Linked DNA regions of Homo sapiens: region 2 is linked to region 1. A link is a loop called in an ENCODE intact Hi-C map of the cell type or tissue named here. Cell type or tissue: gastrocnemius medialis. All regions are shown on one strand. Each heading gives the region's core, and the rest is flanking DNA. Links, peaks and the distances in the headings are about the cores only.

Region 1 (5,376 bases), core at 190-5,189:
TGGTCAACCTGGGACCCAGGACTTCAGACTTCCTGTCCTGAATCATTTCCACTCCAGTTGTAGAAGTCTACTGTTCTGGAATCTTTTTTGAAATATCTTTACCCTCCAGGTTTCCATGAGCTTGCTGAAAATGTCATGGAGTGTCTACTGTGTACTAAGCACATAGCAAAATAAACTCATTAGAAGCCTAAGAGGGAAGTATGTGTGTCCCATTGCAGAGAGGAGCAGATTGAAGCTCTGAGAGAGATGATCCTTTTGTCCACAGTTTCCCAGACAGTGAGTTTCCCGGCAGGAATTTGAACTACTATTTTCTGCCCACCCTCACACCTTCCCAAATTTCCTTTCAGGCTCCAGGCAGGCTGGTCCGTCCACCCCGGTGGTCAGCCTGACAGGCAGAGGAAGCAGGAAGAGCTGACTGATGAGGAGAAAGAAATCATCAACAGGGTGATTGCTCGAGCTGAGAAAATGGAAGAGATGGAGCAGGAGCGAATCGGGTGAGGCTTAACGCTTCCCATTCACCCCAGAGCTGCTGTGGCAGGAGGGTGTGCTGGGCTGGAGCAGGGCTTTGGCCTCAAACGGGGTGTGCTGGGCTGCCTCTGGGCTTTGCCATTTGTGACTTACGGGGCCACCTCCCCGCCCCACCCCCTTCCCCACTGGCAGACGTGGGATCTTTGTTGCATGAGTTGGGAGAGCTAGGAGAAGAGAAAAGGGACTAGAGGAGAGATTGGGCTGCGAGTGAGGAGGTTCTTGGCTGGGGGTGCATTGAAGAAGGGGCAGGGGGAGGGGTCTTGTGATAGGGAAAGAGGAGATGTCATTGGAGGCTGCAAGAAGCGGGGTGGGTGTGAGCATCAGGTGTCTCAGCTAATCACAGCTGCATAGGGATGTGTTCTGGAGATGAGAGCCATGTAGGTGTCAGAAGGTACAGCTGAGGGCAAGGTTAGGAGGACAGAGAGTAGGTAAAAAAGAGTGTGTAAAAGAGAGAGCATGTTTGAAATTAGTTACTTAAGACAATCGGAGAAACCAGTCCTATAACAGTCAGGCAGCATGTGAGTGAGGAAGCAGAGGTTAACCTGATGGGTCCAGACTCCAAGAACCCGGGGTCCCATGCCAGCTCCCCACTTGCCTGCTGTGGATCTTGGGCATGTTGCTTGACCTCTCTGAGCCCCAGTTTGCTTACTGGCAGAATGGGGGAAATAACAGTAATTATCCTATAAGACTCTTGTAAGTGTTGGGATGACACATGCACAGTTCCTGACCCAGGCTCTGGTGACACTATGTGTTTAATAAATGGTAGGAAGGAGGGGAAAGTGGGGCTCAGAGGGTGGGGATAATGAAAACATGTTTGGGAGAGAAGCAAGGCTTATAAGAAGGATGTGTGAAGAGTGGAAGAGAGTGACAAAATCAATGAGCAGGGACAGTACTGGAGAGCAAGGAGTGGCATGGGTGTGGGCTGGAGCTGGGGGACTGGGGAAAATGTGGGGCATCATCAGGGTGGGAGGAGTGACTGAGAGAAGGGAGTGAGGGTATGTGTTTGGAGGACTCTTGGTATAAATGGAGACTGGCTGCCGGGATACAGAGAGGCCACTGGAGTGGTCTTCCTAGACCCGAATATCAAACAGGAAATGGGAAGGCAGGTTGCTGGGATACCACCTCCACCCTATGCCCCTACCCAAGCCCTTCTGCCAGGGGAAGCCATTGCCAACTGCTTACAGCGGATTTGGGCACTGAGATGCCCACTGATTCCCTACCCAGACACTCAGCTGGGGGTTAACGAGGTTCTTGGATGGAAAATGATGCTCTGGGGATGCAGGAAGTGGATGCCTTTGATTTGAGCCTCTGCAGATAATTGCACTCAGGGCAGGCTAGGGAAATAGGGGGTGTTGTTGACAAGTGACAAACATCTGCCACAGGATGTGTCAGCTTCACACTTGGCCCTCTGTCAGCCTCCTCGGGTGGTCACGGAGGGGATAGGTCTGAGAGGCTTGCTTATGGAGTTAGGTTTTTATTTTGCTTTGCTTTTTAAAAGATATTTCAGGAGTGGGAAGTTCTCCAGACTGGCAGTGTGTGTGTGTGTGTGTGTGTGTGTGCATGTGTGTGTATGTGTGTGTATCTTTATACAACGATGGGCCTCAGTCATGAGGGAAGGAAAGATATGTATGTTAAAGGTAAACGGTGAAAGCAAGAACTCTGTTCAACCTTTTTCTTGCATGGCACTTACCACCAGCTATCACATTTTATATTTTACATATTTTCTTTAAGTATTGTACGTCTCTCCCCATTAGATTAAGATTCCTAAGGGTAGGTATTTTTGCCGGTTTTGTTCACTGCCATATTCCCAAAGCCTGGTACATAATAGGTGCACAGCAAAATATTTGTTGAGTGAATGAATGAACATGGAAGATGAGGCTATCTCCCAACTTCTTTCTACATTGCCTGTGGCCAAGAGGCTTGGGAGTTTATAGTCTTATCCAGGGTCCAAATTCCCAGGGAAAGTACTCTGACTGGCTTATGTCAGATACTATTCCTTGTCCAGTCAACTGCAGCCAGGCGTGCCAAGCCCAGTTGTATCAACATGGCCACTGGGCTGCCTCTGGGGGTCAGGGGAGGTCCTTGTGGACTGAGCAGATCCCAGCTTAAATGATCTAGAACAGGGTAAATGAGGTCCCTGTTTTACCTTCAATGCCCTGCTGTATTCTCCCTACCAACCTGGTGACATGGTGGCAGAGCATTGTGGTTAAGAGCTGGGGTTGCACAGTCAGGGAGATCTGGGTCCAAATTCCAGTTCTGCCACTTACCCACTGCATGCCCTTAGATAAGCCACTTTACCTCCCTGTGCCTCAGTTTCCTCATCTGCAAAATGGGGATAACATTATCACATACATCTGAGTGAGTATTTAATTAGCATGCAAAGGATTATCGTGGTGAGTTGTACAAAGTACATGCTTAATAAATAATGGCAATTATTTAATGGTGAGGTGTTTTTTTTTTAATGAGAAAGCTGATTTTTGACACTAGCTGAAGCCTTTGTTCTAGAAGTCTGCCCTGAGACTCCTGTTTGGCAAGTCCTGAAATTCTAGCAGCCCCTGGCTTCCCCTGAAGGAGATTTGAGAGGCTTCCAGGGGAGCTTGGGCCAAGTCTTTGGTGACAGAATGTCCCTTTGCTGAGACAATGTGTTTTCTGCCTGGCTTCCCAGAGTGGGGAGGACAGTCCCGGAAGATTCTGGCTGTGGTTGTTCCACAGCGCCCTTCCTGCAGCCAGCCCTTGCTGGTAGCATCGCCAGAGGCAAACCCAATGCTATTTGTGTCTTATAAACTCAAACCTGCCCTGATTCCTGTTCCACCCACACTTCCCTGGGAGGGGATCAGAGAAGAGTCAGATGAAAGCCAAGTGAAACATCAGACATGGAGCCAAACTGAAAATGGGGGTGCTAACTGGGGCTCCCACTGCAGAACATGAGGATCTCAGTTAGTGAGCTCTTGGGACCTCAGTTCCCCACCCATCAAATGACTCAGTCTCTTTCTCAAGATTCTTCCTGCTCAGAATCTACAGTATTTTGGGGGTGTCTGGTGAGGGGCCTCACACCCTATTGCTGGCTGTACCTCTCAGAGTAAATGAGCTCCTTCTATGTTGAAATCGCCAATGTAGCTGTGTCCCTTACTGGGTCCAGACATCAGCCCCATGATGCTGAATGTTCTTTTCTGTTATCTGAGTGAAAGCTATCTGGGAGAGTTATGAAATCACTGTTGATAAACATGATAAATAATCATCATGATGGATGCAATTTATTAAGCACTTACTAGGTATGTGCTTAACTCATTAACTGCTCCTCTCAACCTTGTCAAGTAAGCTATTATTATCCCCATTTTGCAGGTGAGGAAACCGAAGCTTAGAGAGTTTAGGTCATTTGCCCAAGGTCGTATGCAGGCAAGGTACACATCCCTATTGGCTGACTCTCGGAACTATGCTCTTAAATGTCTGAGATGTTTTTCCTGAAGATGTGTTGCAAATTCCTAGGCTCTGTAGAACATGGAAATTTTAATTACTCAGGTTTGGAGGGGACATTTTGAGAGCTGGAAGTTGAAACCCTTTCTGTGCTGGCCCAATTATTATTTTCAGCTCTTATTAACCTGTCTTTACCTTCCAAAGCTGCCAGAGCTAGTCTGCATGCTGCTGTGGTTCTGAGAGTTCCAGGAGAGAAATGCCCTCAGGCTTACCAGGAAGCATTGCCTCCCTGGGGCAGTTTTGCAAGGGTTAGCTGTCCCAGGGAGCCCCAGGCCATGCGCAGCAACCCAGAGCAGCTTCATTCCATGGAGCTCATGGGCTTCTGCCAGGAGGAATCTAAATCTTCACTCACCACTCAGTTCACAACCCAGCTCTGTTCTCTTCAGCTTCCCAGGAGGGAGAGAGGATGGCCAGAAGAGAAACTCATTAACCAACCTCATTTTGCCCCCACATTTCTTATATAAGTGCCAAGTGGGATTTCAGAATTTATTTTGCATGCCCGACTGCTACAGATTTTCTATATTAGTTAGGACACTTTGCTCACAAGAAAGGAAACTAATTCCAGCTAGGTTGTTTCGGTCATCTATTGCAATATAACAAACCACCCAAAACTTCGTGGCTTAGAGCAAAACAGTGTATTATTTTCATGATTTTATGGGTTAAGGATTCAGACAGAGCTCTGCTGGGCAGGTTTTCTGCTTCAGGGGACGTGGGCTAGGTTTGCTCACTCAGCTGCATTCAGTCAGTGGTTGGGCTGGGCTGGAAGGTGCAAGAAAGCTTTACTCCCCCGTCTGTACCTTGGTGCTCTTCAGGTAGCCCCTCTCTTTGCATTTCATCCTTCCTTATTCATTAGTCTGGCCTGAGCTCCTTTACATGGCAGTTGGATCCCAAGGGAGCAAAGATAGGTGTTGCCTGGTCTCTTAACAGCTGGGTCTGGAACTGGCAGGGTATCATTTCCATCACTTTCTATTGAGGACAGGAAATAGATCCTATCTCCTTATGTGATAAATGGCATGTGCATGCAGAGGAGGAAGGCATTATTGGTGGCTATCTTTATCCCATTATGTAGAAAGAGAAATTTGATATAAGGGTTCAGAGATATCTCCAGGGATCTGAGGACAAGAACACAGCCTAGCCTCATAAAAGGCCTACTTCTCATCCCATATATTAGAAAATATAGCCACGCTAGCTAGAGTCTCCCAGTTTTTATAGCTCTTCTTAGTCTAAATTCCAAATTCCTACGGAAGGAACTCTGATTGACCTAGCTTGCCCTAGATGCCTGCCCCTCATCCTATCAGCAGTGGCCAGAGGTGCCAGGCTAGACACACGTGGCTGCTGAGCACTTCTCCTGAGCATAAAAGGGCCCCTTTGTGA
Region 2 (5,376 bases), core at 184-5,183, 120 kb before region 1:
CCTCGGGCTCATTTCTCAAGTTCCAGCTTCGATCAGATAACTATGTTTGATTAAACATCCTTTTAAACTCATTATCAGCTCAGCAATGACTTCTTTCAAAATGACCTTTCTGATGATCTAATCGCAAACAAGCGTTTCTGGAGGCATGAACTTCAGTGTTCTCTGACTGGTGTCCTTGGTTCGTGGTGGGTCCTGTGGAGGCTTCTCAGAATGATGCCCAAGGGAAAAGCTGGGTTCTGGGGTGTCAGGCCACTCTCTATTACCTTGGCTACTTCTGAGAGCTGGACTCACTTTAGAGACTCAGTTTGGAGGTGGAGGATGAACACGCTCATTTCCAAAGATTTAGAATCTCAGGCTTTGAAGTCCAACACACTTGGGCTGGCATCCCCGCTCTCCATTTGCTAGCCATGTGATCTTTTGGGCCTTGTATTTCTTACCCGTAACATGGGATTAATAATTCCTACTTTCTGGGGTTGTAGTGAGAATTTGATGAGTCCATACATGTGAATGCTCTGGGCACCCTCATTAACGCACGCTAGGTTCCCCAAGAAATGGCTTTGTGGGGAGATGAACGTGCAGGATGTTTAATAAAGAGAGCTCTTGGGATCCACCCTAGTGGGAAGGAGAGGAAGGGAGCAGAATAAGGTAGTGGGAAACATTGAGCTGCAGTGAGGGTCCAGTCATTGCTTCAGCTGACCCCACAGAGCCCTGGAGCTAGAATGGCCCTCGAGAGGTGTCCTGAGTTGGTTCAATATGGTCAGGCCTGTATACTCAGCATTTGTTGAGTATGGGCCACCCTGGGAGGTGTGTGGCTTTGGGTAAGGTGGCTCTGCAGTTGACATAGTTTGCTCTTCCTTGAAGGTGGATCTAGAGTGTGTAACTGTAACCATCAAAACCCTCAGTAGATGTTGGCTATTGCTGTCATTAAGAGGATTAAAAGGTAATTGGACTTTGGGAATGTTTTTCTCTTCTGTAAGATGCAGACCACTGTCTGATTTGAATATTGCATTACAGTTATCAATTTAGTCATTCATTTCACAAATATGCATCAAGCTGCTCCTGTAATGAGCTGGGCACTGTGCTAGGCTCTGGGTCACCTCCCCTGGCACTCATGTGTCTCATGTTTGAGATAAGAACCTCATGCTCTGCAAGTTTCAAGCATGAGCCTGTGCTACAGACAAGGAAACAAGCTCCAAACACACCTGCACAGATTTGCACACACACCCGTACACACACACCTGCACACATACCTGCATATACACACATCTGAACAAATACTTTCACACAAATACCCACACACATTCCTGTGCATATACACCCATACTGGCACGCACATATCTGCACACACATACACCAGCATCACACACACATACAGCATTAAGAGTTGGTTGTGAGGTGTGTTAGGCCTTCTTGGAAGCAGACACATAGTTAGGGGTGCAAGAGGCTTACTGGGGGTTAATGCCTGTGAAAGATAAAGGGGTTGAAGCAGGAGTGTGCAGGGGAAGCCTTCAGCTTGTGATGCAGGCTTGAAGTGTTGGCCCACCCAACAGGGAGCTCCCATCAAAAGACAGCCCAATGAAGAAGCCTCGAATTGGTCAGAAGTGACGAGGCCTTAGTACCCCTGCCATGCCCAGTCATTGACTGGGGCTACCTGAAGAGAAGGTGTCTTGGTTCAAATGCTGCAGCAGATCCCGAAGGTTCTCCTTGCAATGGAAGGAAATTCTTTCTTAAAGGAAGATAGAAGCAGCACTTCTCTGAGGCTGCCAAGTGAGGATTAAAGACAAGCGGATGTGCAAACAAGAACCCAGCACAGAGTGGGCATGGCAGATGCAGAGAAGGATCTGGATGACTTTTCCTTTCCTTCTACCTTTTCCTCATGTGGTTTCATAATTTCTAGCAAAGAATAGGAGAGTGTAAAAGGTCATGCAGCTTTAGGTGGCTCTGGTAACAATAGTATTATTACTATGTTAATCTATTGAATGTTTATTAAGTGCCAACCACTGTACTAAGGAATTTACATCTGTGGCCTCTACACAGCTCTTTGAATTAGATATCTTATTATTCTCATTATACAGATGAAAAAAACGAGGTCCAAAGGGGGAAGTCACTTGCCCAAGTACAGTCATGAGCTGCATAATGATGTTTTGGTCAAAGATGGACCTCATATATGATGGTGGTCCCATAAGATTGTACTACCATATTTTTAGTGTACCTTTGCTATGCTTAGATATGTTTAGATACACAAATGCTTACCATTGTGTTACAATTGCCTACAGTGTTCAGGACAATAACATGCTGTGCAGGTTTATAGCCTAAAAGCAATAGGCTCTACCCTATAACCTAAGTGTGTAGTCAGCTATACCTCTAGGTTTGTGTGAATACACTCTATGATGTTCACACAATGACCAAATTGCCTGAGAGCACATTTCTCAGAACATATTCCCATCATTACGTGACGTGTGACTGTACATGGCGAATATCAGTCCAAGTGTTACCAGAAAGGGGTCCTAATCCAGACCCCAAGAGAGGGTTCTTGGATCTTGCTTAAGAAAGAATTAAGGGTGAGTCCATAAAGCGAAAGCAAGTTTATTAAGAAAGTAAAGGAGTAAAGAATGGCTACTCCATAGGCAGAGCAGCAGCTTGGGCTGCTGGACTCAGGATATTTATTTCTTGATCATATGCTAAACAAGGGGTGGATTATTCGTGAGTTTTCTGGGAAAAGGGTGAGGAATTCCCAGAACTGAGGGTTCCTCTCCTTTTTAGACCATATAGGGTATCTTTCTGACTTTGCCATGGCATCTGTAAACTGTCATGACACTGGTGGGAGTGTCTCTTAGTATGCTAATCCATTATAATTAGTGTATAATGAACAGTGAGGACAACCAGAAGTCCCTTTCGTCACCATCTTGGTTTTGGTGGTTTTAGCTGGCTTCTTTACTGTATGCTGTTTTATCAGCAAGGACTTCGTGACCTGTATCTTGTGTTGACCTCCTATCTCATCCTGTGACTCAGAATGCCTAACCTCCTGGGAGTGCAGCTTAGTAGGTCTCAACCTTATTTTACCCAGCCCCTATTCAAGATGGAGTCACTCTGGTTCGAACACCTCTGACACAAGCTCCCAAACCGAAACTCTTCTCTGACTGCCATTTGCAGTCCTGGGTGTCACAGAGCAGAGATAACAGCCTCGGGAAAATCGCCCAAGGAAGAAACACAATTTAAGAGCTTAGTATCGATTATCCTGGCTGACAGCAAAAATGGCCAATGGCCGGATTCACTGGGAGGTTAAACTCTGGGAAGCTGTAAGGCTTGTAAATTCCACTGGGACCCTAAAGCACTTTGCAGGGAAGTCAATAGAAACAAAAGGAAAAGGCATGGAGAGATGTTGGGGAGAGAAGCTTAGAAACTTAATTTTGAGTGTGTGAGCCTCTAAGAACTCAAATTAGGTAGTCTTCTTACCTCCCTCATTAAACCTAGCAGAAAAAAGCCTCTTCCAGATAAAAATGTCTAGAAATGCCCCAGGGCAGAGGTTTGGAAACCTGCTGTGCTCTTGCCTGCTGGAGTTAAGATTTCGGAGGGAGGACATGCCTTCGTTACTGCCATGTCAGCGGAGGCTAATTGTTTTTTGAATCTGTGCCTGGCAGAGCCTGGGATGGAGAATGACACTTTGCACTTGAGCCTGCCAGAGTTAGGCACCCAGAATTTAGGGTTCACTAGACGCTGGGACAGAGATGGTGTGGAGCAGCCTGGCTTCATGGTGTCCTGACCTTGGTCTTCCCCACCTCCCCCCAAGCCTTTCTTCAGTTCTGACCTGCTCATTGTCCACTCTGCTCAAATACCTTAAGTGGCTCCTCATTGCTTAGAGGATGAAATTTAGGCTGCTCCATGGACCCACTGGGATCTATTCCTACCCTACTTTATTACTCATGCTACACGATTCCCATTTGAGAGAACATTGTTCCCATTGTTCCCTGGGAGGACATCCTGAGACATGTTCTCTAAACGTGCCTTGCCCTTTACTTTCTTCTTGACTTTGCATAGGCTGTTCCCTCTGCCTGGAATGCTTTTCCCCCTCTTCTAAACCCCTACACATCCTTAAAAGCCCAGCTCAAATTTGTCTTGACTTTGACTCATTTACAGTGGGGTTTCTCAACCTTACCACGTTTTGGACACTTCTTGGTTGTGGGAGCTTTCCTGGGCATTGTAAGATGTTGTGTACTACCCCTGACCTCTATGCACGAGATTCTAGTGGCACTACCCCCACCAGTTGTGACAACTGAAACTGCCTCCAGACATTGCCCAATGTCCCTGAGGGACAAAACCACCTCTGTTTGAGAACCATTGCTTAGCCAGTGTTTAGCAGCTTCTTCATTGTTTACCTGACACCTTGTCCAGGGGATCTTGTCTCACTGTGTTGTACTTATTTGCCTTCTGACTGTCCCCTCACTGGACCAAAAGCTCCTTCAGGCTGGGACTTTGTCTTCTTCAGCATCTTGCATTGGCCTGGCACATAGTAAGTGCTGCATAAATATTTGGTGAACACATGGAGAAATGAGACACGGAGTGTGAGCACTGCAGCTGTCTAGAAATGTGCTATTTCATAAAGCCAAGGGCAATTAACGACCCTTGGGATAAGAACAGTGACCACCTCATGGGACTGTGCATATTAAATGCCTTAAAGATTTAAAGCTGTCAGAATAGGGCTGACGCATACTAGGTGCTTAATATATGTCAGCTACTGTTGTTGTTGTTATTTTTCTCACTCTGGGGCTCTCTCTTTCAGAAAGGCTTGCAATTTGAGGGTAACCAATGGCAGGCAGACATGGATAGGTGGACATAGTGGGGGAATCTCTCTTGAGGCTCAACATATGTAAATTTAGGCTACTTAAAGAAAAGTACTTCTGGCCGGGCACAGTGGCTCATGCCTGTAATCCCAGCACTTTGGGAGGCCAAGATGGGAGGATCACTTGAGCCCAGGAGTTCAAGACCAGCCTGGGCAATATAGTGAGACCGAGTCTCTACAAAAAATACAAAAATTATCTGGGCATGGTGGTGCACACTTGAGATCCTAGCTACTCAGGAGGCTGAGGTGGAAGGATGGCTTGAGCCTGGGAGGTGGAGGTTGCAGTGAGCCGAGATTGTGCTACTGCACTCCTACCTGGGTGACAGAATGAGACCCTGTCTCAAAAAAAAAAAAAACAAAATAAAAAAAAAACAAACAAAAGCTACTTCTTTATAAAGTGAGTTGTTAATAGATATTATGCTAAGGGATGAATATACAGACATAGTGGATGAGATTGAGGACTGTGGACCAGACTGTTTGAGTTGGAATCTTGAGTCCATGGCTCACTTAGCCTCAGTTTCCCCACTTGTAAAATG

Evidence for each region. A loop is a pair of places that touch in the nucleus more often than their neighbours do. Peaks named below come from ENCODE experiments on the same cell type or tissue, not always from the same donor. Only the 100,000 strongest peaks of a DNase experiment are listed, where the experiment ranks them.
Region 2: it touches region 1 in a loop (2.3-fold over the local background); 1 of 110 quality-filtered maps calls a loop at or near these places.

Annotation. Positions count from the first base shown.
Region 1 is chr12:112,847,349-112,852,724 of GRCh38, forward strand. RPH3A (rabphilin 3A) reads left to right here. Exons shown (of 22, transcript NM_001143854.2): 5 at 348-494. Among named protein-coding and RNA genes, the nearest start is that of OAS1, 57 kb to the right of the region's middle. In gastrocnemius medialis, for the core only: no CTCF peak of the experiment used is centred there; a DNase peak (open chromatin) is centred at 3,169; H3K27me3 peaks cover 335 bases.
Region 2 is chr12:112,731,973-112,737,348 of GRCh38, forward strand. It overlaps a transcript of RPH3A not described here. Among named protein-coding and RNA genes, the nearest start is that of MIR1302-1, 39 kb to the left of the region's middle. In gastrocnemius medialis, for the core only: no CTCF peak of the experiment used is centred there; no DNase peak of the experiment used is centred there.